2 separate regions of the Mus musculus genome follow, and region 1 is linked to region 2. The links are chromatin loops, found by intact Hi-C in ENCODE. Cell type or tissue: heart. All regions are shown on one strand. Links, peaks and the distances in the headings refer to the core of each region. The heading gives the core; the rest is flanking DNA. Region 1 overlaps Dmrt3 (doublesex and mab-3 related transcription factor 3). Region 2 overlaps Kank1 (KN motif and ankyrin repeat domains 1).

Region 1 (4,388 bases), core at 100-4,099, 280 kb before region 2:
CCAGGAGTAACTTGAAGGTTTCACGGCACCTTCTTTTCCCTGGGCACAACGGGGACCACATATTTGTAATATTATTATCAGGTCCTTTACCAATGTGAAGTTTCCAGAAACAGACATTTCTGCTTCTGTGTACCCAACTGTGTACCCACCTAGTAAATGACCCCAGTGGGTACTAGACTTAGAGCAAGCACTCGTGTGCTTACACAGTGAGGTTTACCTTGTTGTGTCAAGTTAGACTGGGATTCTCAGTTCAAGAGTTTAGACCTTAGAGTTTTCGCTCGGTACAGGTCTGAGAAGAAAAGCAACCAAGGGAGAGAGAGAAAAACCATTCTCTAATCTAGTGAACTCACAAATTACCTCAAAGAGGGTGATGAACAAAGAAATCTTTCTCTCTCAAAGACTGCTCACTCCAGAGGCACCCTGTGGAAATTAAAATGAGATTCTTCTTTTGAATGAGGCCCTTCTCCCAGAGCCGTTCTGGGCTTGAAGGAGTCTCAGGATGAACAGCGACCCTTTTCGAACATCACTCAAGAGCTCCTCCAAGCTGATACATGTGGTGGGGGGTGCTCCCTGCATCGCCCCATGAAGAGGCCCTTGTGCTTTGACTATTCGCTCTCCCTTCTAGATTCATAGCATGACTGTCTGACCTAAGCAGCCATCACCACCTCTCAGGCATGCTGAAGAACAGGAATAGTAAGTTATGGTAGCCCAAGAACGCTTTCCCAGAGAAGAGGGGAGAAGTCCTGAAGGGGGGGGGGCTCACACCTACATTCTGAATGTGAGGCTGAGGGACTTCTGGAGCCACGGTGTTCACATACTTCATGTACCCAGTGGGTTTGGTGTCAGGTCTCGACTGGACACACCTCGCTCCTTTCTCTCACTCAGCTGTAAAGTCTTAGCATTTTACCGTGTTTTGCTGTTAACTGTTCAGTTTGGAGTGCTAGGGAGTGAACCCACACCTGCTGAACCCCTGCCCGGCCCCACCAGTACAGGCAATGAATGCCCAGTTTACGACATGTCCCCATTGAACAGTGTCTTGGTTTCGGACTCATGCATTAGTAGGGAGGCTCTGTGTTTGGAGACCTTCCTTCCGGAAGCAGAAAAGACATCAACCAAGATCGCGTCCTTAGTTTATTTTTTTCTAGAGTTCTTACTTAGCATGCTACATTAACCTGACAAAGCTTAATCTTGTGTTCGCTTCGCGATACGCCTCATGCAGTTCACAGCTGGGATTGGTTTTAGGTTGACATAACACGTGTTTCCATTCAGCCATGTGAAAAGGATGATTCTTAATGAAGTTTGTCTCTGAAAACGGCCCGAGCTTAAACAAGAGCCTGCCTGCTCAGTCCGCTCTAGTCTGAGTGCAGTCAGATAACGTCCCTGCTCATAGTCGGTTGGCAATCGAACCACTCCCTAAGGTTTCCAGTGTCCTGAGGAATTCTCTTTTACAAAATGGCATTCAAGTGTACTATGCCACTGAACATTCCGGGTTGAATTTAGGGAGTAAAGCTGACCCCCCTCAACTAGCACCCCCCCACACACTGGCCCGGCCTTCCCGGGCGTCCTCAGCTTTAAACTCATTTACAGCATTCAGCACTAAATCCACAGAGCAGAGCTATTTGGCATTTTCCAGTGGAGTGCAGGGAATTAAATAAGTTATGTTTTTATTGCTAATGTATAGACTATCAAGCACAGTCACTTTGTCAAACAGGAGGCAAGAGTATACAGTATTAGTGGACTCTCCTGAAAGGGGAGGGGGGACGTCCAGGGTTCCAACACACATAAAATGTCACCTGGCAACACCCATAGGTACATTTTACGATGACGTGTTGAGTATTCTAGAATCCGAGGAGTCAGACCTCTCGTCATAGTCATCCTCTGTGTAGATGGACTGCTTTGTCACGATTGGACAACCGTCGTCAGGGATGGAGATCCGAGGGTCCTCGGTGGTGCGGGAGGAGAGCACGGGCGAGCTCCGGAAGACGCTAGTGGAGTTACTGGGAAATGGACTGACATACTGGGACCTCAGCTGGTACTGCTGCTGCAGCGTCATGGTGTTCCACAGGGTGACGTCATTGGGTAAAAAGGGGCTCGACTGGTTTCTGGCCAAAGTATTCCTCAGCATCAGCGGGTACCGAGGTGGCTGGGGGAAAGGATGCTGCAGGGGCACGGCCAAGGGGTTGGGGACCACGTTGCTGGAGTCTGCGGAAAAGCGTAAGGTGTCAGGGACACGGAAGGCAGAGCCCACGGACCACTTGGAGGAAGAGATAGGGTAGGAGCCCAGCGTGTGTTCAAAGATATGGCCGCTAGAGGGCAGCACCAGGCTCTCTTCGGCCGTCCGCTCCGCCCCAGCCGCGGAGGAGCGACTGGACAGCAGGACCTCCACGGCACTGACCAGGTCGCCCCCGCAACCTTTCAAGATGAGCTCCAGGACAGTGGGCTTCTGGTTGGGAAAGATTTTCTTCAACACTTCCAGGGGTGGCCGGTTGGCTTTCAAGCTGAAGGGCAGAGAGACGGTCCCCGATGGGCCCTCGATCAGGAGGTGGCTCTGCTCAGCGTGGTACTTGGGGCTGTCGGGGCAGCTCTCGGGGTTGCCCCCGTTTTTCTGCACGGCGTACCCACCTTCATCCACGGACACGATCTCGGGGCTCTCCGGAGTGAAGCAGTTCTTGCTTTTGACAACATCTGGGGAGCTCCTCTGATCGGTGTCTTTGTCACTGAAGGCCTCCGCAGTGTTGTCCGTGGAACTGCTGTCCCCAACTCTCTCTTCTGTCAGATCTGAAAGGCAAGAGAACAGTTGGGTTAACCCCTTCCTGATGTGCTCAGAGTCAAGCCTTCTGGGATGAGGGAGTTTGGCTCAATGGGTCATAACACACTGCCAGCCTTTAAAGAAGAAATCAAAAGTCATTGGCAAAGGGAGTCAGGGACTGGGGTCAGTAAACAAAGATGGTGCAATCAATGTTTTCTCAGAATGCTGTAGGAGAGGAAGCGTGCCTTAAAAACAGAATGGCTACCCACATGCAGGGCTGTGAGACTCTGACCAGGGCACAGGAAATGGCCACAGGAGGGGCTCTGGCCATGATCACCTGCTGCAACCATCCCATAATCACTTTAATAACCACATCTGCTTTCCATGGCCTGGTTTTATGCTAAATAGGGCTTGTCATCCAGACAGGGTTTTTTGTTTTTAAATCAGGTTATCATGTACAATAACTCATTGACATAGTTTCTAAGTGAAAGACAAACACAACCCCTGAAATCACTTGTAAAAAGCCACTGAAGGGCCAGGCAAAGTCAGCTGCCTGGCCCTTACCAAAGGCCATACAAGGAGCCAGTTCAAATTCCGGATGGAGGAGAAAGGAATGGCTGGAAGATTTGGGAACTGTCCACCATATGTGGGAAGAGGTAGATGGGTGCCTTTGTGTGAACTGGTGTGCCATGGAAAGGATCTACAGCAACTTCAAAGTATGTTTGAAGGAGGAAGGATAACTAAGAATTTTCTTAATACAGCCAAGACTAGCTTTGAAACAGACCAGCTGCCAATGTGACATTTTAACCTCGGATGTTACCAAAGAGGTGAGCGATGCAGTACTAAATAGTCAGAAGGAGTGGGCAAGGGGGCTCTGGGTTTCACTGTAAATAAAGGAACAGATTTTGTCTTACTAGGAAACTACATGCAGAGATTTTTTATCCTTTAAAAAAAATGTGCCAGTAGTGGCTGCTTAGAGTAACGGATCTGAAGGAAAAAGAAAGGAAGAAAAAAAAGGAAGGAAGGAAGGAAGGAAGGAAGGAAGGAAGGAAGGAAGAAAAAAAGAAAACAAAACCAGTCCCAATGAGGCAGTTGTCAGGTTGTGAGCGACTGTGGATCTACGTCTTCTCTTCTGGCCTGAATAGCCTCATTGTGGGCCTCTCTGTGGGCAAACCTGCTTGTGTGCAGATAGCCAGAGGTGAACTTTCATCAAAGCAGCTTCCAGAAGGCACCCCCTCCTACCTGTTGTTGTTTACTTTCAAAGCTTTTAACAAAGGCCCATTGAGGTTCATTTCTTTAACACCACACGGGTCTTAAGCACCAGATAAGCCAACAAAAGCCTGCAGCCAAACGTAAGTGTTTTAAAGCATTCTCAGATTATAACAAAACATGCAGCTTTCAACCATGTCTAATACAAACTCAGAGTCATCCCAAACTGCTACTTCCATTGCACTGCTCTTTAGTAGAAACTAGGTTTCTATTGTTGGGGTTCATTTGTAGTCTACCCAATGAATCCCCCCTTTGCTCCCAATGGCCACTCTGGGATTCACCAAAGACCTCCTTTTACAAGACCAACGTAGCATCTTCTCTCCTCCTGCTTCCCAGGACAACAGGTCCAGCTTTTACCTTCCAATCATTG
Region 2 (4,388 bases), core at 120-4,119:
ATGGCTTATATACCGTAAAGTTCCCATGGTGACATTTGGTATTAAGAAAATATAAATAAAGAGTATTCCTTTATAAAACATGAAGCTAAATCACACTTAGATGAAATGCCAGCTATGAGAAGTGACAAAGGGTTTGTAAACTAACATAAAGATCTGAGTTACACAGCCTGATAGTAACTTAACAGTTAAATGCCTACTTTAACAACCAGCACAGGATCCACCAAGGTTAATTCAAGTTGCTCCAGAAATGACTTAACATTAACTACATCCAAAGAAACCACTGGCTCGTTACCAAAGGCTTCCCTGAGTCCCTGTGGGTTACCTGACAATGAGAGCACTCTGGGGATTAGATGAAAATGAAAAGTCTAGGAGTGAAAACCCACAGCCGGTCATGTTGGCTCCTGCCCATAATCCCAACACTCAGGAGGTGGATGCAAGAGACCTTGAGGGGTCCAGCCTTGGCTACATACTGAGACTGAGCCAATCTGAGCTGCAGGAGAGAGACCCTGGCTCAAAGCAGGGGAGAAAAGGTATTGTTAATCCGAACAAGTTCTAAATTTACTTAGACCTGAGAAGGTCCTCCTTATTGCCCAATATATGGTTGCGTTAAACAACATTTCTTTCAGCGTCAGTCAGGGTGTGGTGCTGTGCTGTTGCTGGGTGAGGAGGCAACTCTGGAATCAGGCTTACAAAGGAGCTCCTGCTGGCCTCCAATGTGAGCCTCTCTGTGGGCTGTTCGGCCTGACCAGGCTTGTCTGAGGCATCCACTCACACGGCAGTCTGGCTCCCCTTCCAATCTTGGGCATATTGGCTCCTGTCTATAATCCCAACTCTTGGGAGGTGGATGCCAGAAGCTTAGGGGTTCAAGTCTAGCCTTGGCTACATACTGCTATCCAAAGAAGAGCAGTGGGCCAATTTTTCCTAGACCCGGAGGCAGAGTTCCCTATTTTCTCTTCCCTTCCTTGTGTGTGTTTAGTCAGTCACGCGCCAGATGGTGTCTTCTCTGCCACTGTTTTCTGTCTTTAGACATCAAAGGGAGTAGGTAAAATATGTTCCCGGTGTCATAGGCCTAATGTAGTGTGCTGACCTAACCTGTATTCAGAGGCTTGCATTAAAACTGCCCCAATGCAGATCAGCCAGAGAAGTAAAGAGACTAACAGCCAAATCAACCAACTGCTTACTGAGAGCCTCTTAAATATTCTTCCTCTAGCAACAACTTCTGCCTGAGAAATAGTCACACAAGCCCAAGGATAGAAAACGATCAAACCTACGGAGCCATCTCTCCAGCCCTGAATATCCGTTTCTATAAAGCAATTTTCACATCTTATTGATTAACTATAATAACATTGGCATTATTCTAATTGACTGTCAATCACTCCTGCCCTGGTCTAAAAGTTCAAAGAGAAAGCAGCAAGGGACATGGCTGGGAACATGGTAGCCTTCGCCCTGAGCTGGTGGAACACACTACAGTGAGTAGCTTCTTGTAAAGCCATGTCTAAACCTCCGTGCCATCCAGAGGTGCCCGCAGCTGCCCCAGCAGCAACTCTTCCCACCCAGGAGGAAACAAAGGAGGAAGGAGGAAGCGCAAGAGGACTCTTTCAAGCATGAGGTTTTAAGTGGCTTTCCTGCCTTTAAAAAAAAAAAAAAATCAGTCACAATGCAATCGAATTCCTCAAAAGGCTGCTAATACTGCCACCTAGTGAACAGTGGGAGAGGCAATAGACAGACCCAGGACCCAAAGAATATCTCTAAAGCAACTCCCAGAGGCTAAGCCCCCCTCCCCCATCTCAATCTCCTTTGAGGCATTACATGCAGAACACTGAGGAGAGGGAACAGTAGAAAGCCGTCGAAATGTGGATTGCTCCGTGCAAGAATTAGCCAAACTTCAGACATGAGCACAGTGGGGTGCACAAATTCCATTTTCCCATAAAGCACTGGACATCTCTGTCCATCTCCAGCAGGGACTGCCACCAGCTGTCCTCAGAGTGTCCTGCTGTAGCATGGCCCTCTCGTGTGGTAACTTTCTGTGGTTTTCTTGAGTTGGTGCCCATTGAACCTCAAGGGCCCTGTTAACTGAGTATCAGGTCCCACTTCCTCCTTTCCCTTGAACAGCAAGCAGAGCAGATGTCCATTTCAGCATGCCCCCAACTCCTCACACGATGCACACTGTCCTGCCTTCTCACTTCCTCTTCCTGTGGTCCCAGCATCTTCCTCCACTGATTCCATGGTTTATTTTATATGTTCTTCTAAGCTACCATGAAATTTTCCCTAATCAAAATTGATGTGTACAAGTGAAAGCCATCAGGAAATGCTTGTGTGTATACTGTGTTCCCAATGGGGTCCTGATGGTACAAACACACACATCGGACAATGGGAATCCTGACCTCTGGCGTCTCTTCCAACTCATACACTCTCCATTGGAGGTCTGCTGACATACAAGCCAGACCTGTGACCAGTGTCCTCATCAAAGCAATGACCTAGCTTCTACTCACTCCAGAATGGCTTCCTAGCATGTCTGCCTTCAATTCCTGCAGCCTGTTCAGTGGCCAGGGCCGTCTTCACTTATCACTCTACAGATGCAGTCTTAATCAACACTTGTCCATTCCTCGACAGGTACCCACATGTTCCCAAGTACCAAGTGCTGATAGAAAAGGTTTCTGTTTTACTATAAAGCCTTATCTAAAGGCACAGAGTAAAAGATTACAGAAGCAGGCATGAAGAAGACGACAACATTGAAACCCCTGATTCAAAACACACAGGCTGGCATAGGCTGGCTTTTCACCATATCTTTGTGTACACCCACTGAGCTGCCTACAATCTGTGTTTAGGTAATGACTGACACCTGAGAGGGGTCCACCACCTAAGTCCTTAGCACTAGTAATGAGATATTAGAAACTATAGAGGTCTCAAAAATGACCTTCTTAGTCCTACACTTGGTTCTGTTTGTTTTCTTCAGAACCATCTGAAGTATAAAATAGCTGAAGGGTTCCTGTCAGCAAAGGATGGGATGGGAGATGTGGGTGGGTCGAGAAGGCAGGTATTCAGGGTAGCAGGTGTGTTCCTTACGCAATGGAAGCTGCTTTTTATTTCAGAACATTGTGTTTTATAGGCTTAGGCATACAAGCACTGAAGGGTCACATGATCCTGGAGCTGACTAGAACGGAAACATTCCTAGGAAGATGAATGATCAAAAACCCTGGGAAAATGGGAACAGTGCCATTCGAAGGCCAGGGCATCAGCCTCCAAGCTTCTGATGTCGTCCTATACAAGAGAGGATGCTGTATCCAAAAGGGACAGAAAACCTACCTTGTCTGGAATTGGCTTCCATGCAGGGAACCCAAATCTAGATATTCAAGTGTTTGGTGAGGACACATCAGAAAGTGTGATTGACAGAGGGTCTTGTGATTTTTATTCCAATGTAACTAGCAGTTGAGGCCTCTGCCTCTTCCCACCTATGCTCTGGATGGAATCCAGAGTCTAGAGGGAAACAGAGTCCAGACAGACATGCAATTTTAGAAATTGGGAACTAAGGCTCAGAGTGAGTGAAGAACTTGGCCCAGAGAGCTGGGCTTGGTACGGTGTTGGTGTCTGCAACTTAGTGAAATTCCTTGGTCTGCTGTTCTTAGTAGAAAGCTATGGTCTAGGCCAGTGCTAGCCAACAGAACTTTGGGGGTTAATAGCATGACCTCTTTAATGAAGACCCAAACCCCAATGTCCAGGTCTGGCCACCTTCTCTTGGAACATGGAGACAAGGACAAGCTGACACTCAGAGTGACTTTTACCTATTGTCAGTCAGGCCTGAGGAGTAGAGGAAGTGAGCCCTGGACAGAGTTTGAAACAATCCAACAAGACAATGAATTGTGAGATCGCCATCGCTACCTTCCTCGGGATCCTATAGACAGACATCAGCTCTGTCAACAGCAGCGCTACATACCAGCCTCTTGCTTGTGGCGGTCCCCAGATAGACAGCAAGACCATGAAAATTGATTTCTACCTGTGGCTCTCAATCGACCATGAAGACAAATCTCAAAGACAGCCAGTTCACAGACATGAAGTCAGACCAACTGTCTCAACCCACCCTCCCTGTATTGCAGGGCGAGCCAGCCATCCCTCCAGGGCCCCCAAAATACCGCTCTTTACTGATCCGTAAGCTGGGGCTGCTGATTCCAGCCACAGCTCACAGAGCAAGGACCCCACACAGGAGGCTGCCCTTCAACATCCAGCTGTGACATTACGTCAATGGTAGACACCACCAACAGCTTGCTGGGACACAGAGCAATGCTGCATTCCATTAAAGAGGACATCACACAGCTAACCCTGTACTTTGCTTTACTGTTTAACTACATAGTACATTACCATCATTTCTAGCTGAGCTTCCTCCCACCAGA

The links. Hi-C counts contacts between places; a loop is a spot of excess contacts. Peaks named below come from ENCODE experiments on the same cell type or tissue, not always from the same donor. Only the 100,000 strongest peaks of a DNase experiment are listed, where the experiment ranks them.
Region 1: a loop joins it to region 2, with 4 times the contacts of the local background. A loop is called at or near these places in 26 of 42 quality-filtered maps.

Annotation. Positions count from the first base shown.
Region 1 is chr19:25,620,652-25,625,039 of GRCm38, reverse strand. Dmrt3 (doublesex and mab-3 related transcription factor 3) reads right to left here. Exons shown (of 2, transcript NM_177360.3): 2 at 1,119-2,778. The coding sequence ends at 1,817. Among named protein-coding and RNA genes, the nearest start is that of Dmrt3, 12 kb to the right of the region's middle. In heart, for the core only: CTCF peaks have their summits at 2,106 and 2,305 (motif pointing right); a DNase peak (open chromatin) is centred at 2,319; H3K4me3 peaks cover 805 bases; H3K27me3 peaks cover 3,782 bases.
Region 2 is chr19:25,338,529-25,342,916 of GRCm38, reverse strand. All of the region lies in intron 3 of Kank1 (KN motif and ankyrin repeat domains 1), which reads right to left. Among named protein-coding and RNA genes, the nearest start is that of Gm52392, 60 kb to the left of the region's middle. In heart, for the core only: a CTCF peak has its summit at 1,696 (motif pointing left); no DNase peak of the experiment used is centred there; H3K27ac peaks cover 1,624 bases.